2 separate regions of the Homo sapiens genome follow, and region 1 is linked to region 2. The links are chromatin loops, found by intact Hi-C in ENCODE. Cell type or tissue: CD14-positive monocyte. All regions are shown on one strand. Links, peaks and the distances in the headings refer to the core of each region. The heading gives the core; the rest is flanking DNA.

Region 1 (15,730 bases), core at 2,569-10,568, 46 kb after region 2:
GAAGCTATGTTGGTGTCCAGAGGATGAACTTGGCTGCCAACTGGGGCATGAGCCTGGGTGCAGGGACTGCTGCTCCTGAAGCTTCTAGAATGAACAGGTCAGGGGCCCTGGGAGTTGCTGAGCCTTCCTCATTGGGAGAATCCCCATTCACCATGGGTGTGTGGCGTTGGGGAGGGAGAGGGGAGGAGATGGAATTATTTCACAATCTACCATGCCGCAAGGCTCTGGGATTCAACGGTCCATTTCAATTTTTCAAATGGGGCCTAAGACCCAGGGAAGAGGCCACAGAGCCCATTTCAGTCCAAATCAGCCAGACCCCAAACCTTTACAGATTCTCATCCTGGGGAAAATAAAATCTGGTGACTGCCAGAGAAATGAGGGGCAGGGGGAGCAGGGAGCAGGGAGGGAGCTTGTCATGTAAGCCTTGGCATCAGACAGCATTTGATTTCTGGCCCTACCATTTAGAAGCTATGAGAACTTGGGAAAGTCACCTAACCCCTCAGAGACTCGAGTCCCTCACTTTCCAGTTGGGAATAAATAAACTCCATATCCTCTAGGATTGTCGAGTCAGTATCTTTGACAGAAAACCCTGGCTGAGAAGCTCCCACTGAGGAGCACCATCTGAAGGGCTTGGCACAATGCCTGGCCTGCAAAAGGCATGCAGGAAATGGTACTTGGTATTATCTAAGTCCATCTCCATGGCTTCCCACTAGAGAAAAAGTCATTGTGGAGAACATACTTGGATGTATGAAGGCAATCAGAAAACCAGTCAATGGCGTGCTTTCCTCTTCTCTAACCTCAGAGTGGATTTGGATGAGAAGACTGCTCATCCCCAACCTCTCTTGCTCCTGGGCTTATTTCCCCAATCCCCCCCACACTTCATAGCTACTGGAGACCAAAAATCCTTGCTAAATTGGCAGGCTTTCCCCCTTCTCTGAGGAGCTCTTGGAATTGACTAACGAGGTTACCACAGGTGCTGCCTTGCTGCCAGCCATGAAAAAATAAAAATAAACTATTTTCTGTTGGAGAAGGGTGATGGGGACACATGCCCAGAACCTGCTACTGCAAGGATCTGAAACCACGGGGCTGTTGCAGTAATACATTTCTGCTTCGCTGGCCCAAGGTCCCTGTCCCATTAGAGTGGGCCTGGTGGATTCAAAGTGGAGGCCCCAGGTGTGGTGGGCTGGCCCTCTGGGTGCCCCTATACAGGCTGCTAAAGCAATGGGTGGGAGGACAAAGCTATCTTTTTGGTAGAGATCCACAAAGATGTCTCAGTTGGATTATTTTTAAATAATGTCTGGTGGGCTGGACTGGGTTTTAAGGGCTGAGAATTAAGACCTATGTGTTCTGTGGTGCTGATAGTGAAGGAAGTAGCTGTGGCCGGGTGCAGTGGCTCACACCTGTAATCCTAGCACTTTGGGAGGCCAAGGCGGGTGGATCGCTTGAGCCTAGGAGTTCGAGACCAGCCTGGGCAACACAGTGAGATGCTGGTGCGTGCAGCCAATAAAAGCCAGTAGTAGTTCCAGCTACTGAGGAGGCTGAGGCGGCAGTATTGCTTGAGGCTGGGAGTTTGAAGCTGCAGCGAGCCAAGGTTGTGCCACTGCACTCCAGCCTGGGTGACAGAGCGAGACCCTGTCTCAAACAAAACAAAAACAAACAAACAAACAAACAAAAAGTAGCTATTTCTCACCCTCAGCTTGCTGGAGTAGGGGTGGGGGTGGAGAGGAGAGCAATGGAGTTCCTTCAACATGTGAGTGAGCACACACACACACACACACACACACATACACACACTGACACCCACACCCACACCCCCACACACACAGCAGTCAATGAGAACAAAAGCTCAAGCTCAGCCCATACTCATGTGCTGCATGCTCTTGTTTGCCGGGCTCTGTAGAGGGAACTGAGCACCAAAGTGAAGCTAAAGTCTTCATCTGCGGGCTGAATGGAAGGCCTGCCCCCTTGGTGGCCCAGGAACAGATATAGGTTGGATGGTGGTCTGGAGCCTCCCAGAACCTTAGGCTCCTGAGGGGAGTCCTGAGACTTCATCCACTCATTTAACAAAGACCTGCTAGGCGCCCTACACAGTGCTGGATACGTAGCAGTGGTCAAGGGTGCTGCCCTCCTGAAGCTTTATTCCCCGTGGGAGAGACAGATAATAAACAACACAGGTAGCTCTCATGTGTTATTTGGTGACAAATATATGGAGAAAAATAAAGCCAGGTAAGGGGGATAGGAAGACTTTGGGTAGGGATGTCGGCAAAGGTAGGTCTTAAGTTTCTTAAATGCAGAACATCAGCAAAGCTCTCCTTAAGAAAGGAATGGGCCAAGTATGGGCAGTGAGGAGGCAGGGAGCAATCCAGGTGGAAGGAATAGCAAGTACAGGGACACCGAGGCAGGGATGTGCTTGGTTTCTCTGAGAAACAGTAAGGAGTCCAGTGCAGCCGAGTGGAGGAGAGTGCGAGGGGGCACAGCAGGAGGTGGGGTAGAGAAGGAGCAGGGCTCGACCACGTGGGCCTGTGGGCCACATGAGCCTCTGGCTTTTATGAGTGAGGTGAGAGCTGCTGGAAGGCTGTGAGTGAGGTGAGAACTGCTGGAAGGCTCTGAGCAGTGGAGGACATGATCCATTGTACATACAGTTCACCCTGGCTGCTGGGAGTTGACTGGAAATAAGATAGAGTAGTATGAGGTGACTGTAGCAGAAATCCAGATGTGAGGGATGATGACACTCCCTGGCCTGGGTTTGATTCCCCGACTCCATCACATATGACCTGTGGCACCCTTGGTAGGCTGTTTCATCTCTCTGTGCTTTTGTCTCCTCACGCGTAAGATGGGCTACTACCCATTCTTCATAGGGTTCTGTCTAGGGTTGTGATGAGGATTAAATGAGCGAAAACATGTACAGTACCTGAGGTGTAGTAAGAGCTCAGAAGCATTAGCCATTATGCTGTGATGCTATTGATATGACACTGGCAATTTGGAGATGGGAAGTCAAGGTCAGCAGGGGAAGAGCATATCAAGATTGAAGTCACCACCTAGAAGGTCAGTGATAGAAGCCAGGACCCACTGGGAGGTCGGGACAAGTCACAGGCCAGGGATGAGTGGATAGTCTGGGATCAGGTGGGAGTGGCTTTGGCAGGTGAGCCGTGGGGGCACCGCAGGAGTTATTGGGGTGGCTTACTGGAATCAGAAGCCCCAGGCAAGGAAACAGAGAAGGAAGGAGTTGGGCCCCAGCAGAGTAAAAACAAGGGGCTTTGCCAAGAGAGCAAACCAAGCAGCCCCCCAGCTGCAAGGGGCAGCTCAGGGCAAGTGAGCAATGCCCACATCTTATTTCAAGAGTTTTGAGGGGCTCCTTAAAAAGCAGGTTTAGGTTTCCAGCAAGGAAAGCAAGGCAGCTGCTGACACAGTCCAGCCTGCAAGGTGTGACGTCTGGGAGGCAGCTGGGCAGGGCCCATGCCACAGGGTTAGGGCTGATGCCTGGGAGAGACTGAAGCCCACCGTGGGTTTGAGAGACACTAGGGGACCAATAGACACTTAGCGGAACCCACTAGTATATCTGGATTCGAGATTACATCTCAAAAGGTTGGCCAGACGACCTTTTGTTTGTAGATTACAAACATCCCTGCTTCTAAGCCAGAGGACATGAGACAGAGTCCAAGGGCCTGTTTGCATGACGTATGAAACAGCCACACACTGGGGTCTGTGGGGGTCCGTGAGCTAACAAATTTCCCCAGAATGGCATGTGCTGTAGTTTTGGGGATTGTGCTTTATAGATTGATAATGATGGACAACGAAATAAAATCGATGTCCACTTTCTGTGCCGCCTCTTGTAGCTCCTTCTTCCCCTTAGCGGCTGCTCACTCTCATTTTTTCTCTTCTTTTAACAAACGTGATTATCTGGCTCTCAGGTGAGGACCTGAGCCAAGGAGATTCTCAAAAAACAAACAAACAAACAAACAAAAAACAGCCATCCAACACCAAACAACCAATAACTGAACAACTAACAATCAACCAACTAACTATATGTGGTAGGGAGAATAACGGCCCCTCAAAGGTGTCCACGGCCTATTTCCTGAAGCCTATAAACATGTTCCCTGACAGGAAAAAGGGAATTAAGGCTGTTAGTTAGCTAACCTTAAAACAGGCACATTGTCCTGGCCCAACGTAATCACAAGGGTCCTAAAAGAAGAAGAGGGAGGCAGAAGAGGAATCCAAGTCAGAGGGAGAAGTGGCAATGGAAGAATGATTGGTCGGAGAGCTGTGATGTTGCTGGCTCTGAAGACAGAGAAAGGGGGCCATGAGTCAAGGAATGTGGGCGGCCTCTAGAAGCTGGAAAAAACAAGACAACACTTTCTTTTCTGCAGCCTCCAGAAGGGAACACTGCCCTGACGACACTGATTTTAGCTCAGTGAGATCCATTTTGGACTTCTGACCTCCAGGATTATACAGGTAATTGATTTGTACTGTTGAAGCTACTAAGTTTGTATGGCAGCAATGGGAAATGGGCACATTAACCAACCAAATTGAATCTGGTTTGAACTGACATGGTTGTACCCAGCACTGCAGCATGCAAGGCCTTCAGCCTGGTTGTTTCACCTTAGCTCACGGGGTCACCTGCCCTGTGTTCCAGCCAATCAGAAAACTTGCCATTGCTTGACAGTCTCTGCCTCCCCCCTCTGCCAATTCTATCATTCTGGGAGGGTTGTTAGATCTTACATGTCAGGCTTACAAAGCCCCTTCACTGGCTGATGTGAAGTTTAAAGGAAATGCTGTATGTGTGAGCGGTTTGCAAACTGGAAAGCTCATGAAGACACGAGCTAATATGTGATTTGATGTGTGTGTGTGTGCATGTGTGTGTGTGTGCATGTGTGTGTGTGTGTGTGTGTGTGGCGCTCCAGCCTTTGAGCCCAAGACCCCTGGATGTCCTCAGAGCCTTTCCCTTTAGGTTATTGATCACAGTGTCTTAAATTATAGTTTCATATACGCACATATTATTCTCTTACTAGATTTGCAGCTTCTTTGAGGGAAGGGCCTGGACAGTATTTACCCTGTTAACCCCCATAGGGGGAAGCTTGGCTGGAGGTAAAAATGGGGATGGGGGCTGGACACAGAGGGTCAGAAGGTTACAGCAGGCTGCCAAGGGCACTGGACCCCCCTCCTGGCTCAGCTGCAGACCCCAGATTTAGACTCCCTGATGATAGGACCTGGCCATGCCTTTGTCCCTTTAAATAGCATAGAGTGTTTAGTAAACAGTTGATGGGAATCTGTTTCTCACAGTACCCTCCCCTGGTATTTTTAAGGTCCTACAGTGACCTTCAGATGCCTCCAATCTTGGCTCCCACTGGTCTATCCTATGCAAAGTGACAAGGCTGGTTTCTCATAGCCTTGTTTGATCTCAGGCCTTCTAACCTTGCAGTCAAATGACCCCGGGGAGAGAGTCATAATTCTGGGCCCTCTCCTAATCGCAGGCTCCCCTGACCCAGGTCCTGCCAGTGCTTGATTCCAGGCAGGACAGCCCTCTGGGTAGTCCCTGTTCCCACAGGTGGGGCAAACAGATGCAAGACAAGGAGCTCAGGGCAGAGGGACCTGGGTATGGGGACCCAGGAGCCACTGGGGAGGCTCACTCTCCTCTCTCGCTGGCACAGCCTGTTCTGTTACTCTGGGCCACATTAGGTAAACAGGGGAAAGAAAACAATGTCCGTCAGCTACAAAATGAGCCTGTCAGGAAAGGAATGTTATTGCCAAGTGTTCTCAGAGGGCAAGACAAACAAAGAAGGTGAAACCTGTCTTTAACATCAGGCCTGGTTCACAACCATGCCCTCCAGTAGCCCTTCTATGAGCAAAGGCTTGTGCCCCGCAAAAAGGGACCCTTCCCACCTGCCTCTCCTCACTTTTCCAGGGTTAGCTTGGCCTGTTCCCTCAGCCCCTGGGTTGGGGGGCTCCCTACTGAACAGCCAGTGGGAAGGCAGAGGCTGCTGGGATGCAGGCTGCTTCAGGCCCGGTTCCATGGCAAACCCGAGAGCCCGTGGTGCTGTCGGCTCCTAGCCTGGCCCTTTTAGAGGGGCATTCCCATCTCCAAGGAGGCAATCACATCAATAAGGGACGTTCGGCATCTTGCCCTCTCTGCGGGCAGAGGTGTCCCATAGCAACTGGGGCTGTGATCTGCATATGACAGCACATTGCAGCTATTCAGGACTTTTCTTTCCCCTGCTTTCTTTGAAACAAGCTTGCCCTATATCCAAGTTCCCTGTGAGCCCCATACAATGAAAACAGCAGTTGACAGGTTCCCTGTAACTTGTGAAATTTGAGTGCATCCAAGGGGAGAAAGAGCGCTCATTACTGAAACACAAAACGAGCCTCTTTCAAGGCGTGGTGAGTTGGCCCCTCAGTTTGCTGCTGCTGACCCTGTTGCCCTTCTGAGCACAATAAGCAGAGGGAGAAGAGGGAGAGAGAGGCCTTTACTCCTTAAGTTGCCAATTGATCACCCTCCTAACCCCTATGGGGGCTGCTTCTCCTAAACAATTTGGGTGACAGAGGTCAGGGCTCTGGCCCATTCCTCCGGGGAGATCTTAGCTCTCCCTGCAGGGACTTTCCCGGGTGAAACAAAGACAAGCTCCAGAAGCCTTAAACAAAATCCTGCTGATGATGCCGAAGGGAAATACAGAAAGGGGAAATGAGAGGTGCCAAGAACCACAACATTGGGCCTCAGCTGTTTTATCCAACCAGACCCCAAAGCCCTTCAACACACTCTGAGATTGGACCATGCATTGTGGAAGCCCAGCCACATCTAAATTCCAATATGGTGGCCAATGACCACTTAGCAACTGGGTTGGGGAGAGGAAGCCATGCAGGGGGAAGAAACAACTCTATTTTTGCCCACACTGGGTTTTATCAATTAACCAGACTTCTTGCATCCAAAATATCAAAAAAGATGAGAAAGAAGGCAAAGAGAGGGCAGAGGAAGAAGAAAGGGAGGACGAGGAAGAAGAAGAACTTATGAGGTAGGCCAAAAACAGTGCAAGCTTTGAAGGAAAGCTTGTTGAAAATGGCTGCCCGTTCCTGAGGTTGCCCAGTGAGGGTTCTAGAGGGATCCAATTCCACTGCTTGAATGGTACACCCTATTGTGCACAGAGCAACACAGGGTAGTGTATATGAAAAAAATACAAGGAAGTTCTGTGTCTTAACTCCACCCAGCCCTTGGAAGAGCAAGGGATGGCCAGGAAAGATAGGGCTCTATTCTTTCTTTTTGATTCCAGAAGCAGTAAGTGCAGGTGATACACACAATCCTATCATGCCAATGGTCTGGTACAGGTTTGCTTGGGGACCACAGGCAATTTAACCACTGGGCTTCTGGTTTTATCATCAGAAAATAAGCTGTACCACTTGCAGCTCTCTGAAATGTACCATGTATTTTCACTTTGCCAATGATGTCCCTTTTTGCTGGAATATTCTCCACCCACTCACCTACCTGGCAAATTCCTATGAATCCTTCAGGCTACACATCAAGTGCCATCTCCTTTACCCATGTTTCTATCTTAGCACTTTTCACATTGTATTATGGTGATCTGTTTGCTTACCTTTCTGTGTCGCAAGACTATAGTTTCTCAGAGGGTAGGAACAGCCATTTTATTCATTTTTTGTATCATTGGTGGTTAGTACATAGTAGCTGTTCAATAATCACCTGAAGATTTGAACTGAACCATGATCACAATAATTGTTTCTTTTTCAGGTCCTGGAATGAGTTTTATTCAATCACCAAGGACTTATGGACAGGGCTATAACTTGTGTAACTCCAGGGGCCCCATTCATATCATGTGAACGGGACCCCTGGAACTATGCAATATGTCAGCCCTGCATATGGAACTCCTGCCACAGGCCAGGCACTATGGTAGAATCCAAGTACCAGGAGCTTAAAATCTACTTACAGAGATGGGGCTAATATGAAAGGAGGAGACAATAATGGCACAGCCAAGGGTGTTCTTCTTGTGGGTACAGCAAGGATCCTGGGAAGAGGGAGATCTATGCAGATTACAGTCACTGGGAAAGACTTCGTGAGGAAGGTAGAACTTGCATTGTCCGTGATGACTGGGGTAGAAAACAGATGATAAAAAGTAGGTATACACAGAGCACAGAGGATTTTTAGGGCAGTGAAAAACTACTCTGTATGATACTGTAGTGGTGGATACATGGTGTTACCATATAAACATGTGGTAACAAACCCATAGAATATACAATACCAAGTGTGAACCCTAATGTAAACCATGGACTTTGGATGACAATGATGTCAGTGTAGGTTCATCAGTTGTAACAAATGTACCACTCTGGTGTGGGATGTTGAGAGAGGAAAAGGCTGTACATGTTGGGGGACAGGGGTATATGAGAACTCTCTGTGCTTTCTGCTGTATTTTGCTATGAACCTAAAACCACTCTAAAAAATAAAGTTGAATTTTTTTTTTTCTTTCTGAGACAGAGTCTTACTCTGTCACCCAGGCTGGAGTGCAGTGGCCGCGATCTTGGCTCACTGCAACCTCTGCTGTCCAAGTTCAAGCGATTCTCCTGCCTCAGCCTCCCGAGTAGCTAGGATTACAGGCGCCTGCCACTGCGCCCAGCTAATTTTTTGTATTTTTAGTAGAGACAGGGTTTCATCATCTCAGCCAGGCTGGTCTGGAACTCCTGACCTCGTGATCCACCCGCCTCGGCCTTCCAAAGTGCTGGGATTATAGGCGTGAGCCACCGTGCCGGCCAGTAAAGTTGAATTTTTAAAAAAGAAGGTATGAGCCTATTTGGGATATTAACAAAACAAGCATATTGAAAAAGAAGTAAGCAAAATACACAGGGAAAGCAATAAACCCATGGCCTGGCCATTGCTGGTAGAAGAGAGAATGCATTGAAGAGTAATAAGAAAGAAGGTTTGATAGGCAAGTTGGGGCCAGATAATGAAGAATCTTGAAAGCCAAGCAGAGAAATTGGGATTTGGTGTTGGAGAACACAAGGAAGTCTTGTAGCTTCTAGGGCTGAGAAGTGACATCATGAAAGTGGGATTTGATGAGACTTCAGAGAGAAAAGCAATCCAAGCATGCCCCCAGTCACTGAGGCACCGGGGGGGTTTCTCCCAGCTTGGTAGGTGTATGCTGTGAGCCCTGGACTGTCCATGAACAGAGCTGTAGAAGACAGTGGTCAATCTGGCAGTGGTAATGAGATCCTATAGTGCTTCCTGAGTATGAGCTTCCTCAGTTGGATCAAGGTCACCATTTGAATGAAGCTGGCATAACAGGGCATACAAGACAAGCAGTGCTCAAGTTTGAGGGGTTTGCCTGGATTTGCTGCTGACTTGCTGTTTGAAATTTGGCCTTGACGTTGTTCTTCTAATTACTAACAAAGGGGATGAATCAGACAATTCTATGGGAAATAGACCAGGTTCACCTTCTTATTAATTCTCCAGAGTTTCCTCACAGAGTGTAAGAGCTGAAGATAGGGTTTTGTCAGCTACACCTGGGAAACCAGTCAGCAGTCATTCAGCAAATACTTGTAGACTCTGAGGACAGAGCAGTAAAGAAAACAGACACACTCCCCGACCTCACAGAGCAAACATTCTAGTAAAAAGCTATGTAAAGTTAGTTTCTCAGCAGGTACAGAGAAAGATGAGTCCTGGAGCTGCTTAACCTGGAGAAATCAGGAGAGAGGGTGAAGAGTGACAAGGCCCAGCGAAGTGAGGTGGCTTGGCACCAAGAAGAGGGAGCAAGTTTACCTTATTCTAGAAGAATGGTCCTAAAGCTTTCTACCCCAACATACCCAAGGTATAAAAGCAGACACACTTCCTTCAGCAAGAGTGGCTTGTGGCCACATTGGAGCCCGGCGGGGATGAGAGTGGCCAGACACCTCCAGGGAAAAGATCCAGATACCCTCCCCAGTTGCACTGGGAGAACTGGATGGAGTGAGACACCATTCTCCAACATGCACCTTTTCAGCAGTGTTTTATAAGATAATATTGACATGAAGATGTTAAGTATTTCATGAAAATACATTAGGGTGAAAGCAAGTGTCAGTCTGTTCAAAATGTAATCAATATATTAATAATCAACCATGAGACAGAGACAGCAGCAAGGATGGGGTAAAGGAGATTAGCTCTCTTTCTCTGCCTGCTCTCCCTGGTATTGAAATCTGGCTATACTTCTTCCCAGCTCTTGAGAATTATTGCAAAACTGGGTCAATGAATCAAAGTCATGGAGTGGCAGATTCCACCTCAATGTAAGAAAGAACTTCTTTTTTTTTTGAGACAGAGTCTCACTCTGAAGTCTCCTCTTAAAGGGCTGTGCAAAACTCCAAACAGAAAGGCTTGGCTCTGAGAGAGCCAGATCCCAAGTGCCCCAGGGTTGTAATGAGTCTCCTCGCATTATTGAACAAACACCTCTAAGTCACCTTTTGCTGGAGGAAGCTTGGTCCTTACAGGAGGGCCTTAGATTGGGCCCTGATAAGGCAGCACATCCTGTCTGCCTCCCTGTCCACACCCTCACAGCTGAGCCTGCTGCGGTTGCTGCTGACTTCAAAGGCACTGCTTCCCTTGGATCCACATCAAGGACTGGAATGAGAAAAGGGTCCCCTGACCTTCTTATAGTGAGCGCTTAAACCTTTGTGTTGTGTGCATGTGGGGTGTGTGTGTGTGTATGTGTGTGTGTGTATTTTTCCTGTCACTATTGTGTTTTTATGCGCTGGATGTAGAATGTTTGAAAACAATAATCGGAAATTGTCTTTCACCTATGGCCGGAGGCTGGAATCTGGCTCAGTGAGGGGAGAGGCTGTGTTCACCCAGTGGGAACCTGGTGGCCACATGACGGATGTCACTAGGGTGGATGGCAGGGCCTTCCCAGCCCCGGTCCCAAACACTGGTGCTCTGAGGTCCCCTCAGCCAGCCAGGCCACTGGCACTTGTTGAGTGTGTCTCTGCGACCCGGCTCTTTCAGTGGGAGATGCCAGCCTGGAGCCCACCATCCACCTCACTCTCAAGGTTTTCCATTTCAGCTCAACCCGACCTGATTATCAACACCACACCAGGCCTGAAAGCCAGCCCTCTCCTGGGCTCTTGGGAAGGTGCCCTTGTGGTGGTGGGGAGCCCTGTGAGGAGATAGCAGAGTTTCCACCCACCCCGGGGTTAAGGCTATGGGTGCTGGTCGTGGGAAGCTGATGAACTCTGTGGCCATAAGTAAGGGATCGTGAAGCTTCTCCAACCCCAGCTGCCCGCTCAGGCCTGCACTCGGCTTCCTCTCTGGGGAAGGGCAACAACAAGCAGCTCCTTCTCACAAGCCCGTCCCCTGCTGGGAGGCATCGCCCAGCTTCAGTGGCCTCTCGTTAACAGAAAGCACCACAGCAATGCTAACAGGGGCCGGCTAGGCCTGTGCGGCATGACCTCTCCCAAAAGGAGACCAGCCAAGCTGCAGGCCAATACCCACAGGCTGCAAAGGAGACGGAGACTGTTGACGAGGGAAATAATGAGAAGCACGAAGATTTGTACCGAAGGGATATTGGCCGCAGAGAGCCTCTCTTCAGGCTTTCTCAACCATTCTTGGTAGGCCCTGAGGTTTAAAGGATCCAGCGCAGAAAAATCAGGCCCAAACTGATGAGGGCCTAGCCTTCCAAAAAGACGCAAATCACCCCTTTCCTGCCCCAAACACCGGGCAGAGCAAATGCTATTAATAACCCCAGCCTCCCCCAGCCCATGCAGGCCCTCTAGTGCGGCCAGCTGTTCCGAAACAGGTTTGGGAAAGTGATCTTTGGCACATAATGAAAAGGGTGTGTATGTGTGGGGGAGCACCCAAGAGTTCTCTATCAGGGCCAATATTATTTTTAATTGCCGAGAATCGGCCTGTGGCCGTTACTCAAGGCTGCAGAGCACAGGCTTGCCAGGGATCGGAAACCAACTTCAAGAGGAGGTAAAAAAGCACGTTCCAAGGACTGCTCATTACCGAGCTGTCGTTTCTTACGGAAAATCAGGTTACGCCTCAGAGTTTATACAGTCCTCTCCCCACCACCTCTCCCTCTTTCGTTCCCATTTAGAAAAGGAGCAGTGAATTTGAGCAATCTGGGAATTTTGGTTTCTGCCCTTCCCCCGAAGCATGACCGATGGCCCATTTTTCAAGCCAAATCTCACCCCTTGCAGGCAGCTGTCAGGAAACCACAGAAGGTGCTTGAAGGCACACAAGAAATGGCTGGTTCTAATCTGGAGAAAAAAATGAATTAACAAGGCAGCTACTTATGGAAGAATGTTTTCTTTTCTTCAGCCCCAGCCTGCATATTTTCACAACATGTGTACTCTGTTACCTTGTCACTTCCCTGTTTTCTTTGGGTAAATAACTGGGCTCTGGACTTGGGGGGCGGGAAGAAAGAAAAACCCAGCTCGCAGTATCACTGGGAAGGCCTGGCAGGCTGAGCTGGAGGGGAAGAAGGAGCACGCCCCGAGGAGAGAACAAGCCCATTGCAGGCTCGGCTTGGCCCATTCTGGATGGGGCTTTTCATTGAACTCTGCAGGTAATGATGTGGCAATGAGAGACGGAGGAGAAAACTGCTCACCTCAGCCTTGGGCTTGGCAGACCTGAGGCTGAGGGAAATAAAGAACTTCTCTCCTTCGCCAAGTCAAATGTGAAGCCCTCTCTGAACCCGGCAGAGTCAACAAGGCAGACGGAGGCTTTTCTGCCAGCCTCTGCCCTCCCACTGGCTAGAGAAGCGGCCAGGGTGAGAGAGGTTGGTCTCATCATGCCCAGCCGTGAACTCTGGAGGGACCGGCAGCAGCCCGGGCCTTCCGTGGAGCACACTATTGCTTCCTTTGTAGCAATACATGGTCCATGTTTGGATGTGGAGGCAATGGGCTCCATCCAGAAGGTGCCCAGAGGTTTCTGAGTTCCTCTCTTCCAGAGCTGCTGTGAACATTTTCACTTCTCTGGCCTTGGAATACTTACCTTGTGATGTCTGTACCATACCCTGGATGGGTATCTAGCATGGCATCTTTTAGATATGCCCTGGTGATGAGGGCACCAGGGGGATGAATAGCTGTGGGGAAACAAATGGCCACTCTAACAAGTCAGGGTCTTTTCTTCATAACACTATAGCAACTCTCATTTGCTTAGGTCCTCACAGCTGATCATTAGAACAGAGAACTAACAATAATATTGCTGCCTCATTACTCCTAAGACTGCACAGTACACAAAAGGAGTTAGTTTGCCACGTGCCAAAACATGGCTGTGGGTGCTGGCTCCACCCTGCAGAGGGAAACTGAGGCAGAGAGCGCTCAGAGGCTGAGACCAGCACAAAATCCCCCACAGCTGACATGGCAAAGGCAGGGTTGACTGGGGGCTGTATGGGCCTCTGCATAAGTCCATTTCCTTTCTGCATTTGCTCAAGAGCCTTTGGTTCCCACCTTAAACTCCCTGTCTCACCCTGTAGATCACACAGCCTTCGTCAGGCAGAGGTTTGGCGTTCAAAAGTGGCATTTTCCGTTGCAAAGATCTGGCCCCCACCTGTTGAGTGGTTCTTTCAGTATCACTGGAAGGGCTGCAAATGTCTGGTGAGGCAGGGTCACTTGGAGAGAAAATTTGATGCGTTGTAAGCGTTGCCTCTTCAGAACTGGCATTTCCAGGGTGACGAGGGCTTTCACAGGGAGAAAAAGGACAAACCAAAAGCTTTCTAGGACAGTTATGGACTCTCCAAATTATTCATGTGGTCTAATTCTGCAAAGACAGCTTCAGAGACGTGCTGTGAGGCAGACAGGAGCAGCTCTGAGGACAAAGACAATAGCTCGTGTACATTGCTGCCACAAGGACCATGCTGAGAACTTTGCACACATGACCTCATTTCATCCTCCCACTCGCCCTCTGCATGGAAGACTGTTGTCCTCCTTTTCCAGCAGAGGAAACTACAGAGACCAGACAAGTCGGGCCACCAGTGTGACTCTAAAGCCGGTATGTTCATTCACCAAGCTGCAGTGCCTTTGAGGACAAAGCTGAAGGAGCTCCCGTCTCAGAATGATGCCATTTAGCTCGAGGGCCTGCTCCCTCTGGCTTGATGGCCTGTCCAGAAGGCTCTGCCAGTGCCCAGATGTAAACATCTCTCCAGCAGCGTTGCCACGTGGAACCCTCACGCTGCTGGTCCCTGAGAAGCCACACGGGGAACTTGCCTTCCTCTGCCCTCCTCCCAGGCCCAGGCCTTGACCTACCTGGTTTATATTTATACCTCAGCCTGAATCCTCACACTGCTATTCTTTTCTTCTTCCTAGTCACCTCGCCTAAGTGTCCCCAGCGGTGCTCTGCAGAGCAGAGGCCCCAGGTGAGCATGCCTGCTGTAGAATTAAGCTGTATTTCTCCAAGGGGGCCCTCTAGATGCCCAACCTCAGAATCCCCTGGGGTGCGCTAAGAATGCAGATTCCCAGGCTCTGCCACAGACCTCAATAAGACTTTGAGTGGTGGGGTTAGAAACCGATATTTTTAATAAGCCCCCTAAATGATCCTTAAATTTGAGGTCCACAATTTAGGCTTTCCAATGAATTAGGATACGTTGATCACCAGACGTTGTGGAAGCGGGCACCATGCGAAGAGCTTGTTGTGTATTTGGGAGCCAGCATGGGAGTTCTCAGCTGGGGAGGCTGGGGTGAAAGGAAGTCAGGAGTGGCAGAGGAAGGTGTAGGAGGCAGGGCAATATTTCTGCCAAACCATTTGGAACTCCTAGATGGGTGATGGCCCTGGCAAAAACATGCTCCAAGAAAGTTCCAAGCAAAAGGCTTCCAGAGCCCCATTTCAGGCGTTCCTGAATCTGGCCCATTTTCTGCCCGGAAGCAGTATCCCTTCTGTTCCCTGCCGGATGATCCCAGTGAGCATGAGGGAGAGAGAATCAGGCCCTAGGGCTTCCAGAAGCGAAGTCAAGTAGCCTTGTAGTGTGGAGAGAGCAGGGTGGAGATGGAGAGAGGGGGACATCCTGGGGCAGAAGTGTGTGTGGGGCGGGGGGAGGCCAGGTCAGTGCTTCTGAAGGTCACTTTTTGTTTTTGAGATGGAGTCTCACTTTTGTCACCCAGCCTGGAGTGCAGTGGCGCAATCTCGGCTCACTGCAACCTCCGCCTCCCGGGTTCAACTGATTCTCCTGCCTCACTCTCCCGAGTAGCTGGGATTACAGGCGCTCACCACCATGCCCGGCTAATTTTTGTATTTTTAGTAGAGATGGGGTTTCACCATGTTGGCCAGGCTAGTCTCGAACTCCTGACCTCAGGTGATCCGCCCACCTCAGCCTCCCAAAGTGCTGGGATTACAGGCGTGAGCCACCGCGCCCAGCTCTGAAGGTCACTTTCAAGTAGATTTAGGGGAGCAGCAGCCCCCAAGTCCCCAGACTCATTAATAAAAGACCTCCCAGGTGGGCCACTGTATGCCGAATATGAGATGAACCTTTTGGTGAGTCAGTCTGGAGTCTGAGAAAATGAAAACAAAAATCCTTTATGAAATTGAAAAAGAATTTTTTTTCCGCCTCTCCAACAGCTCCAAAACAACAGAACACAAAGTACTTTAACCTTTGAATGTGGCAAGACCTCCGTGAAAAATCGTTTCTCAGCCCATTTGATGGGAAAAGGGTGCTATTTTTGTGACTACCTGTAACATCTGAGTATGCTCGTCAGAAGTCACTCCGAGGAAAAATCTGATTATTAGTTGGGAAAATGGGGCAAGGAGGAGGCAGAGAAGAGAAGTAGCTCTGCTGGG
Region 2 (15,730 bases), core at 5,125-13,124:
ACGAAATTGCCTGGGGCCCTGTTTCCTGAGAGGATCGCGCAGGAGTCATATGACATTGGTCTGACTTTCCTGAACTGCCCACGCATGCGCTGAGTTTCAACAGCACCGAGAACCTAGGCTTCTCTTCCTGAAACTTAGGAGAAGCTTGGGCTTCCCTCTGGCCAGTCCAGAGGTGGTTCCCAGGTAATTGCCTGGTCCAAGAGCCACAGAGGATTTGGAATTATGAGGGTAGGGAACTGCGGTTAGGGGGATCCCAGAGTCTCAGGAAGCATTTCAGTTCCATCCCTTGACCCCACTTCATGCTCTGGCATATCGAGGGCCCGGAAGTGCTAGGAGAGCTGTGATTGGCAGGCCTCACTCCCTGCCCACCTTCCCTCTTAGCTTCCCCAGAACCATAGCCCCCTTTAGACTGGGCATATGGGCAGATAACAAAGGATATCATGCTGGGGACGTATTTCTGAGAGGGGGTGACTGCCCTTGCCCCTAAGTATGAGTTGCCTTTTCCAAATATCCCCACAATGTAAAGTGATCGGCAAAGGGGACCACAGCCCTTGGTTCTACACCCATCAAACATGTGCTGAAATCAGATTCTTTTCTAAGCAACACATCCATATTATGCCACCATTCAGACGAAACCAAGAGCTAATCATCCTGAGTATGAGATGTGTTCTCTGGTGAGATGCCTGGACCTCCACAGGGGAGGTTGTTCTCTTGAGAAAATGCCGACTTCCCCTCGTCTTTCAGAGGCCCCCTTCCTGACCAAAAGGCTCAAGGTAAGCAAAGCTAGAGCCCAGTGTTTGGGCTACATTCCAGACTCCTGGTGTTTCCAACCCAGAGGGGTTATACTCACTGCAAATCTTTACTCTCCCTAAAAGCAGTTTAACAGAAAGAAGACATTTGATCTTTCCCTAGTACATCTCAGTAGTTTGATTTTCACTGTCATGTGAATTCAAGACATAGAAAAATAAAACACAAAGCCTTACCGGCCCTACTGGTTTATCCATCATATTCTATTACCTTCTAAGAAGTCTGCCTTATTAGCATATCTGATCACTTGAGGAACACCTGGCTAGAATGTTTAGGTGGTAGCAAGGGAATGATTGGCTTATTTTCCTCCCCAGATGTCACTCTTTGGGCTCTCCACCCAGGGTCACTACTAGCCCATATGGCACCTATGTACAAGTTAGAAAAGGCACCCCTTCCTCTTTGTGGATACAGCCATGCCAGGGCACAGCTTGGCAGGATGAGTGCAGGCTGAATTTCAGCCCCCATCTGCCTTCTATGCATGTTGGCCTTTTGCAGTGAACAGCCTGTGAAACTATATGTGGTGGCCTTGCCTATACTCAATGTCACTAGCTCTCATTTCTCTTCTTGGAAAGGTGCGTGTTGGAGAGGGAAGGGAAAGAAGATGCTTGTTGCTGTTCATTACGGACAGGTTCCCCAAGAGTGACACCGTACTGTGGGTATGTTTTGAGTTCTGGGAGAGTTTCAGGGCATTTTATAGCTGGGCCAACTTTCCCTGGGACTGAGAAGTAGGGCTTGGAAATTAAGGCAGTCCTGGGGGAGGGAACAGCTGGTCAGTCTGCCCATAATCCTGCCCAGAAACCTGACAGCAAACAGCCCTGGATTTGCTCATTTGAATGCTTTAGGGGAATTTCCAAGAACCCTTCACCCTCTTATGAGAAAAAGAAGGTAGGTCCGTGGTGCTATTCTCCCCTTGCCTCCCGTGAGCTTGGGTCTGTGGTTAGGACATCTGGGCACAGGAAGTATTAACCTGTCTCCGCTTTCAGATCTGAATCCAGTCACCTGTCAAGGGGCCTGCCTTCCTCACTTTGATGAATTAATTTACAGAGTTCTCCATGGTGCAGTCTGAGGGTGTCAGGAGGGGGCGAGTCTAGAAGACTCCCTGCGGGATCTCAGGGGTATCGTTTTCCCCAGCTGTGACCCAGCATAAACACCTCTAAAATTGAATGAACAGCACATAGCACGTCCATAACACAAATAGCCCTCAGGAGGAATCGTGACATCCAGTTTTTTTTTTTTTTTTTTTTGTAAATGGATACATTAATAGACCCAGCATCAAATCCTGTAAGTCACCAAGGGCTATCAGGAAATGTAGAGATATTTGTTCATTGCCCATTCATTCATTCATTCATGAAACAACTGAGTATCTACCATGTGCCAGCCCTGTGTTAGGCTCTGGGGGTGAGGAAGTGAGTGACAGAAATGCACTCTTGCCTTTAATTTAAATGCCATCACCTCAGAAAGGCCTTCCGTGACCACCCTCTTCCTAGACTTGTGACCTCCTAAGAACTCCCTTTTGGTAAACAGCCTCCCGCTTTAATTACTTGATCCATATTTGTCTTCCCCACTAGACTCAGCTTCAGGAGGAGAGAGACCATGCCTGCAGGAATCAAAATGAATCAGCACCAATCCTGACCCAAGATGATATGGGTTGACTGAATCAGTTGTTCCTCATCAAGTATACTGGAAGTCAGAATGGCTCCTCCTCCATGATGCCCCTGTACTTAGAGCATCTGGCGTCTGTGAAGGGTCTAATCCCAAGTGAGGATTCTGCTCCTGAGACAGCCAGGACCAGACGATTGCCAAGGTCCCTCCAGCCTAAAGGCAGTGACTCTAGAACAGATGGGGCTGGATGGTAACAGGGTAACTGGAGCTCAGGAATGGAGGCCAGGTTAGAGGCATGCTTGCCCAGTCATTCCAGGTGCCCAGGTTCCAGGCTTATCCCTCTTTAGGAGAGAAGTAAAGACATGAAGAGGAACCCTCTGTGGGCCTGTGCTGACCCATCTGCCACCCCCAACCAGAGGCATGAGTGACATGGGAAAGGGGAGTGGCGTTGGGGCTGCTTGGCCTGCCTCCTGCACCCCAAAGCTCTGGGTTCAATTACACTCATTGTCACTGTGCACAGAACCCACGTCACCACTGAGGAGATCAGCTGGGCCCTGGCTGCTGACAGCTTGTTTTATTCTTGCTAAGCCACTACATCTTGGCTTTGTTGTTATGTTTCCAATAGCAACAGGAGAAAAGACAACTTTTTCTGCTTTGGGAGCTTATTTTTTTCTCCCGTAGGAGAAAGCTCCAGCCTGAAGACTTGATGTCCTTGGGGCCCCAATGTGGCCTTAGCCCAGACCCTGGGGGCCAGTAAGGAGAAGTCCAGCTTAGCTCTGCCCCAGGGAAACAGCGGGTAGCTGAAGTCATGGAGGATCCAGGAGCCAGGAGCTATCAACTCTTCTGGAATTGGGCTCAGCTGCCCTTTTTAGTTTTGAATGGCTACAAAATATCCACAGTGGCTTGGGTAGGCCTAAAGCATAGACAGTGGAGAAAGGAAAAGGAGAGAAAAAAGGAACTTAAGAGTAGAGGAGAAAGGAGTGGGAGAGAATGGCAAGAGAAGAAAGGTGGCTGTGGAGAAGTGCAGTGACACCATCAGCACCCTTGGGCATCACTTGGCATTTGAAGCCAAAGAGGATGACCCCACAGGCCTGGATGAAAAATATAGAGGTTCTCTCTGGCAAGGGGCTTTTGCTTTCCATTGAGAAGGAGCTGCCATCATGAATGGATGGATGGATGCATGGACAGGTGGGTGGATGGATGAATGAAACAATAAGCGTGGTATTCCCAGGATTGAATGAATGATAAAGGAAGGAAAAATAAGTGAGAAGTGAGAGAATCCAATGAGGGGTTAAGCCATCTTAGGCAGGGATTGCCAAGGAGTGGTTTGGGAGGGCCTTGCCCCGTCCCCTCCAGTCTCCATTGGCTTCCCCTAAAGTCTTTCTAAGTAAATAAACATGCAATCTAAGTGGAAAAATAGAGTGTTTACTATACAAAACAGCCTGATGAAAACCCCCTGGCTCCTGTATCAGCCAATATTCCATCCATAGGTTCTCCTTTACAGAAACTCCCGAGCTGCCACTCATCAACTACAAGGCATTGTGTCTGCTTTTTCCAAATCCCATCCCAGACCAATTGTATTCAGGCTGTGGACAGACAGGTGAGGACCTGAAACATGATTAAAGGATATAGGGAAAATAAACTTTAGATTCACTTGAGAATAGGAAGAGTTAAAGGGCCTTAAGCCTTTCAGTCACTCCTACTTAGGGATTTGGGGTATTAATTAACAATAGCAAATCATTGGGTAGATTGTCTCTGCTCTCCCTTCAGTAAAAAATGTCAGGTATAGGCATTTCTTCCTATGCCCAGTAGGAATAGTTCACTGGGGCCAGGATCAAGGGTTAGGGGTCAAAGGACTATACTCTCTAAGCCTTGAACCAATAATGTGAGCAGCTAGTGCAGAAGTGAGCAAGGCTCTTCTTTCATGGAAGGTTCTTATCAGAAACCAGAGCTGTCTGGAGGGACACAGTGAGTCAGATTACAACAGCTACCCATGGTGGGGACAGGTCAGAAGGGGTCACGCAGAGGCTGTAGGGAAGGTTGCTATTCTTAGGCCCCTACTATCTCAGGCGTCTGCTGACTCACTTGGGAATCTCTGGACTCCTGGGTAGATCCAGTCCAATAACCTGCCTAGTTCTTGGGTAAGCCTGTATTGCCTTTAATGATAATAAATAACAAGAAAATATAGACTTTTTCTCTAAAAGAAAGATGCAATATCATGTTTAAGCCTATGCAAGAGGAAGGGTAAGGAGGTCTGATTCCCAGAGAAGCATCAATCTTACCTCAGATCTTGGAAAGACTCCTGGAAGGAAAGGGAGAGAGAGAGAGGCTAACCCCGGGGTAGTGGCCCTGGAGGCTTTGGTACTGAGTCACAACATGGGTAGGGGAAAGGTACATTATATTTGGGGCAAGGATCAAGTGAAAGTCTAGGAAAAACATCAACCTTGGAGACTGAATAGGCTTGCCACATTAGAAGCCTCAAAAGGGGACTTAAGTGTCCCTTTGATTAAGGAGAAGACAGAAAAGGTGCACTATGCAGAAAATAACCTCCTCAGGAAGGCAAGTACGTTTAATGGGTTTTCACAGAAAGGTGGGAGACCATTTCATTTTCCCTTTCTTAGGACAGGGATCTGGGGATGTTTGCCTGAGAGGTTATATGTTCGTTGTGGCCTAATGTCTTTCAGAGTAGACTGTCACCAACTCTTTGACTCCTCCTGCTCATGGATTCCTTCCACCATACCTTTGGTTTCCATTTCTAAATGTGCTTCAGCCTGGGGGAGGCTGCAGTAAATGACTCTGTCTAACTTGCTTCCTTGACCTTAGGACTAACCTTTTAAAACTCATGACTTTTCCTTCTTTATTTAAAATCTCTATCTTTTAACTTTTTTTTTTCTTTTTTTTTTTGAGATGGAGTCTCACTCTGTCACCCAGGCTGGAATGCAGTGGTGCGATCTCACTCACTGCAAGCTCCACCTCCCAGGTTCACGCCATTCTCCTGCCTCAGCCTCCTGAGTAGCTGGGACTACAGGCGCCTGGATAATTTTTTTGTATTTTTAGTAGAGATGGGGTTTCACCGTGTTAGCGAGGATGGTCTCGATCTCTGGACCTCGTGATCCACCCACCTCAGCCTCCCAAAGTGCTGGGATTACAGGCGTGAGCCACCACGCCCAGCCTTTTAACTTTTTAATTTACTCATTCTATTGATTTGTCTTTCTAGTTAAAAAATAAAAAAATAAATCTTCTCCAGGGAGCATGTGTCAGGAGGGAAAAGAGTCCCTTGTGTGTTAAGCCCTACTGGCTAGGGTTAAAAGCTGAGTTGCTTGTGTGAACTTGACCTTGAGCATGATCCCCAAATGATAGTTGTCTCTACGTGAGTGGTCTTTATCTGGCCTCCTCCTCTCTTAGCACTGACCAGGCTATATCTGTGGCTAAGACCTAGAGGAAAAGACTTGGGTTAGCCTGTGAAGCAGAGCAGCTGAGCTAGGAATTCTAAGAATGGGGGACAAAAGAAAAAAAAAGGTAGGGAAGGTGGAGGGGGCACTTCTTTCCTCAGGTCTGCTGTTATGGTACAGCCTCCTGAATTTGAGTTTCTCAAGTAGTCAGGGCTAGGCTCAAGTTGTCAGGGCTAGGCTAAGGGCAAACTGAGGCTAGAGTCAGTAAAGTGATCTGCCTATGGTCTTACAATTACTGGGCAGTAGATGGTTTACATTTAGAGGCAGCATCAACAACCCTGTAGTATCAGTTAGAATTCTGGTGGGGAAAAAGAGGAGAATTTAATGAAGGGATTATTTATCAAGCTATGGACAGGATTTAGGGGAACTAACAAAGGAAGGTGCAATACTTTAAGCTTAATCACATTGAAGAGGCATTACCCTCCCTAAATCCAAAGGGTCAAGAGGAAGGAATAGTTAGGAGAATCCACAGAGAGTACCTGTAAGGAGAGGGCCTCCCAATAGGATGGTGACAGTGCAACTTTTGGTAGAGGGGCAAAACTAATTCACAGTGATTTGACAGGAAAGGATCTAGGGGAATAAACATCCTTTCTGTCTTGTAGTTTCCTGTTTGTGTCTCTTTTTGCCTGAGCACAACTAGAAACTAGAGGTCAATGGTGCCCCATTGATGCAATCTAGACAGGTTGACAGGCCAAAGGGTGGCGAGTGAATCTGGAGAGCAAATGTAAGATAGCCAGCCACCTGGGAACACAGATGAGATTTGTTTGTAGTAATTTCCAAAATTTTTTGCCTCTGTCTCCATTGCCATACCTGTTCCTGCATGGCTTGCAGATGCTAGAGTTTTTCTGCTGCTTCCTTATATCTTGGAACCCCCAGCCAGGTTATCAGGTCTAGTTTCTGGGCCTGCCTGCTATCATTCATCATTTCTTTATCAAAACCTGTTCTTAAGATTTTTGCTTCTGGCCATGACAAAGCAACAGGATCCAGATTTACCCTCCCCCTGTATCCCTTGGGATTTGAAGCCAAAGAGGATGACCCCGCAGGCCTGGATGAAAAATATAGAGGTTGGCCTGGCCAACATGGTGAAACCCTGTCTCTACCAAAACTAGAAAACAACAAAATAAATGTACTGACGGCTTCAGATATTGTACAACACACAGTGCAGAACTATGACCCATGAGATAAAGAAAATACATGTGGTAAATGATCATGACAGTTTCTGATTGGAGGCACATTCTGGACTTTACAGCAGGGGAAACAATATCCCAAGCACAGTATGGTAGTCTTGTTAAGTTAAAATACAGAAATGAAGGTCAAGGAGACTGTAGTTGGAAACTGTGGGGCAGAATTCTAGAAAAGAGGGGACCATGTAAAAAAAGCTCCAGAAATCTGCACAAGTGCCCTGTTGAGTGCTTAATACTAAGATGTTCATACCCAGAGTGAAGCTTTGTAAGTCTGGGCAAAGAATGACCAGAAGCTATAAGCTGAAAATTTCAGAGTTCACATGGGATTCTGAGATGTAAAAATATCAACCAGCTTGATCAGCTGGGGCATTTAGTAGAGATCCAATGAGGTTCATATGCAGATAGTAAGACTGAACTATCCCTAGAATAAAAGAAACGTTAGGTTCATTCTAACAAAGCTAAAAACAAGCCTCTAAAGGAATAATCTTATCCATAAGTAACTGCCTGCTGGATAAAAACTCAATACTCCTTAAAGGAGGATTTAAAAATATACAAACATTCAACAATGTAACCTTTAAAATATCCAACATCTAAGCAAAAATTACTAGACTCACCAGGTAGCAGAAAAATGTGACCCATATCAGGAAAAAAGGCAATTAATAGAAACATGCCTGAAAATGACAGAGTTGAAAAGACAGAATGAACAGACAGGCACGTTAAAACAGCTGTTTAAGTAGGCAAAATATACTCCAGGATTTTAAGAAAAACATACATAAAATGAGGAAAGAATGCACTTCTTGTGGTGGAAAAGACAATATCTGAAATGAAAGGTCAGTGGCTGAAATTCAAAGCAAACTAGATGCTACAAGGAGAAAAGTAAAACTGAAAACAGCAATAGGAACTATCCAAAATGAAGCACCAAGAGGAAGAAGACTTCAAAAACAAAACAAAACAAAACAAAAAACCCAGAAATGAACAAAGTCCCATCAATCCTTGAGCAATATCAAGTGGTCTAACATATGTATAATTGAAAAAGAAAAAAGAGGGAGAACAAATTTTTGACAAAAATCAAGGCTGAAAATTTTCCAAATTTGTTAAAAACTATAAATACCACAGATCCAGGAATCACAATGAACCCCAATCAAAATAAGCAAGGGAAATCACACCATCATACCAAAGTACATCATAATAAATTACTAAAATTAGTAATAAAGAGAAAATCTTAAAAGTAGTCTGAAAAAAGCTGTATTTTATAGTGTCATAGAGAGTATAGGAAATACTGCAGACTTCTGATCAAAACAATGCAAGCCAGAAGACAATGGAATACTTTCTTTGATATACTGAATGATACACAAATCAAATTCTGTATCCAGCGATATAATGAAGACTTTTTGAGATAAATGAAAGCTTAGACAATTCACCATCAGCAGATCTACCCTAAAGAAATGTTAACATAAGTTTTTTACAAAGAAGGAAAATAATACTTGGATCTACACAAAAGAATGAAGAGCACCAGAAATGGGAAACATGAGGATAAATATTAAAATTTTTCATTAAAAATTTCTTTAAAATATTAAAGCAAAAATAATAAAGTACTGTAGAGTTCATAACATATGCAGAAATAAAATTTATAGCAGCAATAGCACAAAGGACAAGAGCATGTAGCTAAAAGTCAATGGTCTAGATAAAATGAAATAACAAAAAAGAACCCTCACTTCAAAAGAAGGCAAGGAAAGATGCAAAAGGTAACAAAGAACAGATGGAATGAGTAGAAAACAAATAGTAAGATGACATACCTAAACCAAACATGTATGTTACATGTACTTGTAATTAAATGCAAATGGTCCAAATACCCCAATTAAAGGTCAGGCACTATCAGACTGGATTTAAAAAGCAAGAAATTCATTTTAAATATAAAAACACAAATAGTTTAAAAGTAAAAGAATGAAAAAAGATATGCTGTGCAATGCTTATCACAAGAGAGCTGGAGTAGCTATATTAATAATAAAAAAAGAAGACTTTAGGACAAGGAATAGCACCAGAGATAAAGAGAGACAATTTCATAGTGACAAAAAGGAAAATTTAAGCCAGGTGCAGTGGCTCACGCCTGTAATCCCAGCACTTTGGGAGGCTGAGGCAGGCAGATCATGAGGTCAGGACATCGAGACCATCCTGGCTAACACAGTGAAACCCCATCTCTAATAAAAATACAAAAAATTAGCTGGGCGTTGTGGTGGACGCCTGTAGTCCCAGCTACTCGGGAGGCTGAAGCAGGAGAATGGTGTGAACCCGGGAGGCAGAGCTTGCAGTGAGCAGATATCACGCCACTGCACTCCAGCCTGGGCGACAGAGCGAGACTCCGTCTCAAAAAAAAAAAAGAAAAATTTAAGAAGATTTAACAATTCTAAATGTTTCTGTACCTGCTAACAGAACTTCATAATATATGAATCAAAAACTGACAAAAGTTAAAGAGGAAATAGACAAAACCACAGTCATAGTTTGAATATATACATTTCATCATTCCTCTCTCAAGAATTAATAAAACAAATAGTCAGAAAAATCAGTAAACCAGTAAGGATACAGATGATCCCAGCACTTTGGGAGGCCAAGGCGGGTGGATCACAAGGTCAAGAGATCGAGACCATCTTGGCCAACATGGTGAAATCCCATCTCTACCAAAAATACAAAAATTAGCTGGGCCTGGTGGCATGCAGCTGTAGTCCCAGCTACTTGGGAGGCTGAGGCAGGAGAATCGCTTGAACCCAGGAGGCGGAGGTTGCAGTGAGCTGAGATCATGCCAGTGCACTCCAAGAAAGCTAGGTCAATTGCTCATATGACTAGCATTTCTACTCCTAGGTATGTACCCAAGAGTATTGAAAATCCATGTCCACACACACTGTATATGAATGTTCATAGCAGCATTATTCATTTTAGCCAGAAAGTGGAAACAACTCAAATGTGCATCAACTGATGAACAGATAAACAAAATGTGGTTTATCCATACCATGGAATATTATTCAGCTATGAAAACAAATGACATTCCAATACATGCTACAACATGGATGAACCTTGAAAACACTATGCTCACTGAAAGAAGCCAAACACAAAAGGTCACATATTGTATAATTCCATTTATATGAAATGTCCAGAATAAGCAAATCCATAGAGATGGATAGTAGAATAGTGGTTGCCAGAGGAAAGGGGAAGGAGGAATGGGGAGTGACTGCCAATGCATATGGAGACTCTTTTGGGGGTGATGAAAATATTCGGAACTAGATAATGGTGATAATTGCACAATTTTGTGAATATACTAAAAATCATGGAATTGTACACTTTAAGAGGGTGAATTTTATGGTATGTCAATTATATCTCAATTAAAAAAATAAGTATTTGGTATAAATGATTTTATGCCCCAGTGTTGATAATGGATAAAGGCTTAATGAGAGACTCTTCTCAGCAATATGGTTCAACTCAGACCAACTCCTCCCTACAAAGGCTACAGAATCTATTTTTTCAAAAAGTCCAGCTCTTAGGACCTTTGTTCTTAGCTGTGGTTGCTACCAGGCTGCCTCTGAGGCCTGAAAAATCGTGTCATAGGCAGTAGAGGTTGAATTTTGTATTTTAGTATCTATGCTTACTTTCCTGCAGTATGAGTTCTTTAAAGTCTATTGCTAACTTGCACTCATAGGCTGAATTGAAAGAATAAAGGATCACAGTGAGGCACTTTACAGTTTATAAAAAAGCATGTTCACATTCACCACTCTTTTGATTTTACGCATTTAGATTTAAATTGGGCGTTCTGAATGGCCACACAACAGCAGGCCCTAAACTCTAGCCCCAACCTCTCTGACTCCAAAAATCGAGTCATTCTTAAAACAACTAAAATGTGCTTCTGAGCAAGTTATGGAGAAATGGGCTGCCACTCGCCCTCCCAAGAATATTATGAAGGCTCTTAGCCATTTAAGGAACAACTTCTGGCCAGGCAGGGTGGCTCACGCCTGTAATCCCAGCACTTTGGGAGGTCAAGGCGGGTGGATCACAAAGTCAGGAGATCGAGACCATCCTGGCTAACACGGTGAAACCCCATCTCTACTAAAAATACAAAAAAACTAGCCGGGTGTGGTGGTGGGCTCCTGTAGTCCCAGCTACTCAGGAAGCTGAGGCAGGAGAATGGCATGAACCTGGGAGGCAGAACTTGCAGTGAGCTGAGATCGTGCCACTGCACTCCAGCCTGGGTGACAGAGTGAGACTCCATCTCAAAAAAAAAAAAAGAAAAAAAGAACAACTTCCACTAACAATCTTTTTTTTTTTGAGACAGAGTTTTGCTATTGTTGCCCAGGCTGGAGTGCAATGGTGTGATCTTGGCTCACTGCAACCTCCACCTCCTGGGTTCAAGCAATTCTCCTGTCTCAGCCTCCCAAGTAGCTGGGATTACAGGCGTGAGTCACCATGCCTGGCTAATTGTTTTGTATTATTAGTATAGACAGGGTTTCACCATGTTGGGCAGGCTGGTCTTGAACTCCTGACCTCAGGTGATCTGCCCACCTTGGCCTCCCAAAGTGCTGGGATTACAGGCGTGAGCCACCACGCCTGGCCTCCACTAACAATCTTATATTGGTCTGCATTATGCAGAATGACCTGGACTATTAGTCATGGGGCAGGCCCAGATGTTAAATAGCTTGGTCCAGTATGCTCACCTCATTAACCATGTGGTTTGTGGGTCCATTTTCACTCCTGCAGGGACACACACACACAAACACACCTCTCTTTACAGCAAGATAAAGAGTCACCTATCTTTTCCCAGCAGTGCTCTGACCAGGGCTGAGTTCCCACTTGCATTTCCTTCCTCCCTCTCTCCCTCCCCCTTCCTCCCTTCCCCTCTCCCTCCTTCCTTCCCTCCCTTCCTTCCTTCTTTCCTTTTTTCCTTCCTTTTTATGGTCAAATATACGTAACATAAAATTTATCACTGTAACCATTTTTAACTGTACTGTTTAGGGGTGTTAAGTACATTCTCACTGATGTCCAGCCATCACCATTATCTATCTCCACAACTTCTTCATCTTGAAAAACAGAAACTTTGTATCCATAAAACATTAACTCCCCGTTCCCCTCTCTCCACCCCAACCTCTGGTAATCACCACTCTACTTTCTGTCTCTGTGAATTTGACTCCTCTAGGTACCTCATGTAAGTGGAATCACACAATATTTGTCCTTTGGCCACTTGTATTCCTTGATGGCAAAGAGTCATCTTGTTCCAGAGCTGGCCCATAGGACCAGGTGTTTCATGTGGTAGCCGGGAAGGATAGCAAGAGGAAGGATAGCAGATTCTGGAGTGCAAACACATCCCCAGACAGAATCAGGAGGGCTCCCCTCATCCTGTCGACAGCTGGAAATTCTTTCTGCTCTTCTACAAGTTGAGTGTTACAAACAGGAGACTTTTCAAGCCCAGTCCCAAACACAGGAATTCGTCCCTCGTCAGTCTGTCTCCTGGGCCCCATTGAGACAGCTGGACTTCCCACGCAAGTGAAAGCATTCAACTGGGAGTGCCTTTTCCTGGGTCAGCCTGTTCCAGCTTACCCTTGAAGGAGACCATCAGCTCCTTAAGAGCAACAGCTATTTTTCTGTCCCAAGTTGTGTAGAATGCAGTGTAGAGCACTTTTAAAATGTCCATTTTGGCTATTAGCAGCAATCAATGCAATCTATACCAGCTCAGGTTGGCATGATAATTTTATTTACTTAGCCAGTCCTTTGAAATTCACAGCAAGGATATGAGCCTTATGCATGATCCTCCCACTGGTTTTCGTACAGGTGAATGAACCGATTCCTTATTGCTGAAAAAAAAAAATCTTACACTGGACTTGGAGTCAGGCCACAGCTAGACTGGAAGCAAGGAGACTGGAAAGCAAACGTGGACCTGACAGGCTCTGTCATGTCCCAGGCCTAATCTGGTGGGAGTCCTGAGAACAGCCTGTGCTGTGTGTGCCCAGGTGCAAAGAATATGTAAACCTTTCTCAAGTGAAAAAGCTTAGCTTTTTCCAAATTCCCATTTGAGACTGCCTGTGCGACTGCACAGTGTGCACACTCATGCAGATAGGTGGAGTCCTATTCAACTTCTACAAAACACACTAATTTGTTGATTTGTTTTATTTCTATATGGTACCTTTCCTCCTAGGAGCTGCAAGGCTTAATAAGCTTCAGCAATCCTTTTACAATAGAGATGCTGCAAGGAGGGCAGAAGCTCTAATCACTCTGCAGAAGACCCAGCTGGAGGAAATGAGATCTCACGTGGGGATCAAGGGTTGTAGGAGTGGGAGGAAGATGTAGAGAAGAAGAACTTTTTCACTGGAGACATTGTAAAACCATGACATCCTTTGCTGAAAGGGACAAGGAAGCAACTTCCCTGGAGGTTCAGAAAGTAGAATTATAGTTGCTGTCGGATGTTAAATGTAGATCTGGAAGTCGTGGTGAAAAACTAGGCTGGGTTACACTGGATGCTCATCCAAAGTCTCTGTTCTGATTCCAGTTGCCCAGTTTGTAGGAGGAAGAGCAGAAGAGAGGACAGTTGAGTGCATCTGTGGAGGGCACATGGAGACACTGGGTAACAGCCTGGGATTCCTTGTTTTTCTGAGCACCACATCAGGTATCAGGAAGGTAGGGCTGGGATGTGAGTCTGCTGCTGACCAGCATTCTGACCTGGGGCTGACTCTGGCCACAGTTCTAACAACTGTGAAATGAGAGAATAAGATCAGATTTAAATGCAACAAACTTTTATTAAAGATGTGTAGGAAACAACATTGAATAATAACTGTTCATGGCCTGCAGGGTTACACAACTAGGGAGATGACACACACACACACACACACACACACACACACACACACACACATATACATTCAGATGTGGTTATAATAGGGAATGAACAGTATTTTAAGGGAAAATGAGGCAGGAGAGAAATTGGTTTCACCTTTGGAGGAGGTAGGCCTTGAGTACGATTGAATAAGGTGCTGATGGGTGGAAATGGATGTAAAGAACAGGAGGTGTCTCTGGAAGATAAAACAGGCGAACAAAAAGAGGGACCAGAAGACTGGGTAGGTGCAGAGGGTCAGTTCTGGGAGTGAGCAGCAGGTGGCTATGGTGTGAGCACAGGTACATATCACATGGCAGGGACTCAGGCAACATCTGCTGAGTGACAAGTGGCGGCAGTGAGGTTGTACGGGAGGACAGGGAGGCCTGTTCCTGGCAGGGGAGCCACATGCATGTGGAGCTCATATGGGTTTCTGAAAGGGAGACAGGCCACTCTGATGGGCTCTGTGTCCAAGGACAGGGAGACCACGGGAAGCGAGGCCCAAAGGCTGAGAGGTAAGGTCCAGGGAGGAGAAGGAAAGGGTTTGAATTCAGATAGCAACACCGGAGTGGGAGGGATCTGAAAAATAGAGCAGAAGCTCCTTCAGGCATCCGGAGGCTGACCAGACATGCAGGGAGACAGAGAAGAAAGAGATGAAGAGAATGCTGGGTTTTGAGCCTGGGCAGTGGGGAGGGTAGAAATACAGAAAGAGACAAACAGCCTCAAGGAGAGGTTTGGGGAGGAGAAGATCAGTTCAATTTCGTGAGAAGTTCTGCAGGGTGTCTAAGCAGAGACGGCCAGCAGAGTAGGCCGGTAGAAATGTGGGGATCTGGGGAGCTGGAAATCGGGGGCTCATGGAAGCACTGGCTGAAGATGTGGACGCGGAGGAGAGAGACAGAAGCGATGTGCTGGGAGAGGAGGCCCGGCCAGCAGAGGAGCAGGTAAAAAGCACGGGGATGGAGAGAAAATGGAAGCCTGGCAGGAAGTCACCAGGAGAACCCATGGAGGGGAGGCAAAGGGTGGGTGGGAAGCCCAGAAACTCTGAGGAGGCAGCTAGGGGGTTGGCTCCTGGGCCACTGAGAATGGCCTTCAGTAGCAGCCGATGGCCAGGGCTGGAGAAGAGGAAGGTGAAAGGACCCAGTGAGAAGTGTGTGATACGGGGGACAAGAGCAGAGATGGTGTGCTGAGAGAAAGCCATCTAAGGGAAGCCCTTTTAGGACAAGGAAGAGGACGCCATGCTTGTGGCTGTGCACTGGAAGCACTGGAGATCCTGCTGCCACACAGCTTCCGGTCCAGGCTGAGGACGGCGGCCACTTGGTGTGGAAGACACAGGAGCTGTTGCATTTGCACCCAGGTATGGAAGTTAGTTTTGCAAAGGAGGTGGGGACATCCTCTGCTCTCGAGGGAAGGAAGGGTGGTGGTGTGAGTGAGTGAGCTCTGAGGGGGGTGAGAGGAGACTCCAGGGGCCCTGTGGGAAGGCCTGGACCTGCTCAGTAAGGGGCGTGCTGAGAGATTCTGCAGGTAGAAGGTAGAGGTGGGGATCTGGGGCATCTGAGGAGAGTGACAGTGGCCACTGACAGTGGCCTCAGGGGAGAGCCAGACTCAGCCTGTGCTGGGCCTGCAGCCGCACCTCCTCTGGGGCCTGGCAGCCGAAGGTTTGGAGTGAATGCAGTGGATGGCCATGAGGGGCCCTCGGGGCAGGCCTGAGTAAAGTTGAGAGTGAGGGTGCTGAATGCCTGAGATCAGGCGGGCAAGGGAGCCCAGGGAAGCTTCTAGAGGGAGAGGCGGGGGCACAAGAGCCAGGGTGACAGCAGGAGAAGGAACAGGTGAAGGGAGGAAGC

What was found. Peaks named below come from ENCODE experiments on the same cell type or tissue, not always from the same donor. Only the 100,000 strongest peaks of a DNase experiment are listed, where the experiment ranks them.
Region 1: a loop joins it to region 2, with 1.8 times the contacts of the local background. A loop is called at or near these places in 8 of 110 quality-filtered maps.

Annotation. Positions count from the first base shown.
Region 1 is chr14:68,560,036-68,575,765 of GRCh38, reverse strand. It overlaps LOC124903335 (a long non-coding RNA gene), which reads left to right and starts at 10,516. Exons shown (of 3, transcript XR_007064226.1): 1 at 10,516-14,315; 2 at 15,512-15,730. It also overlaps a transcript of RAD51B not described here. RefSeq lists an enhancer at 5,975-6,487. In CD14-positive monocyte, for the core only: no CTCF peak of the experiment used is centred there; a DNase peak (open chromatin) is centred at 6,635.
Region 2 is chr14:68,609,045-68,624,774 of GRCh38, reverse strand. It overlaps LOC107984016 (a long non-coding RNA gene), which reads left to right and starts at 14,223. Exons shown (of 3, transcript XR_943973.3): 1 at 14,223-14,830; 2 at 15,107-15,243. It also overlaps a transcript of RAD51B not described here. RefSeq lists silencers at 5,268-5,459, 14,069-14,363. In CD14-positive monocyte, for the core only: no CTCF peak of the experiment used is centred there; no DNase peak of the experiment used is centred there.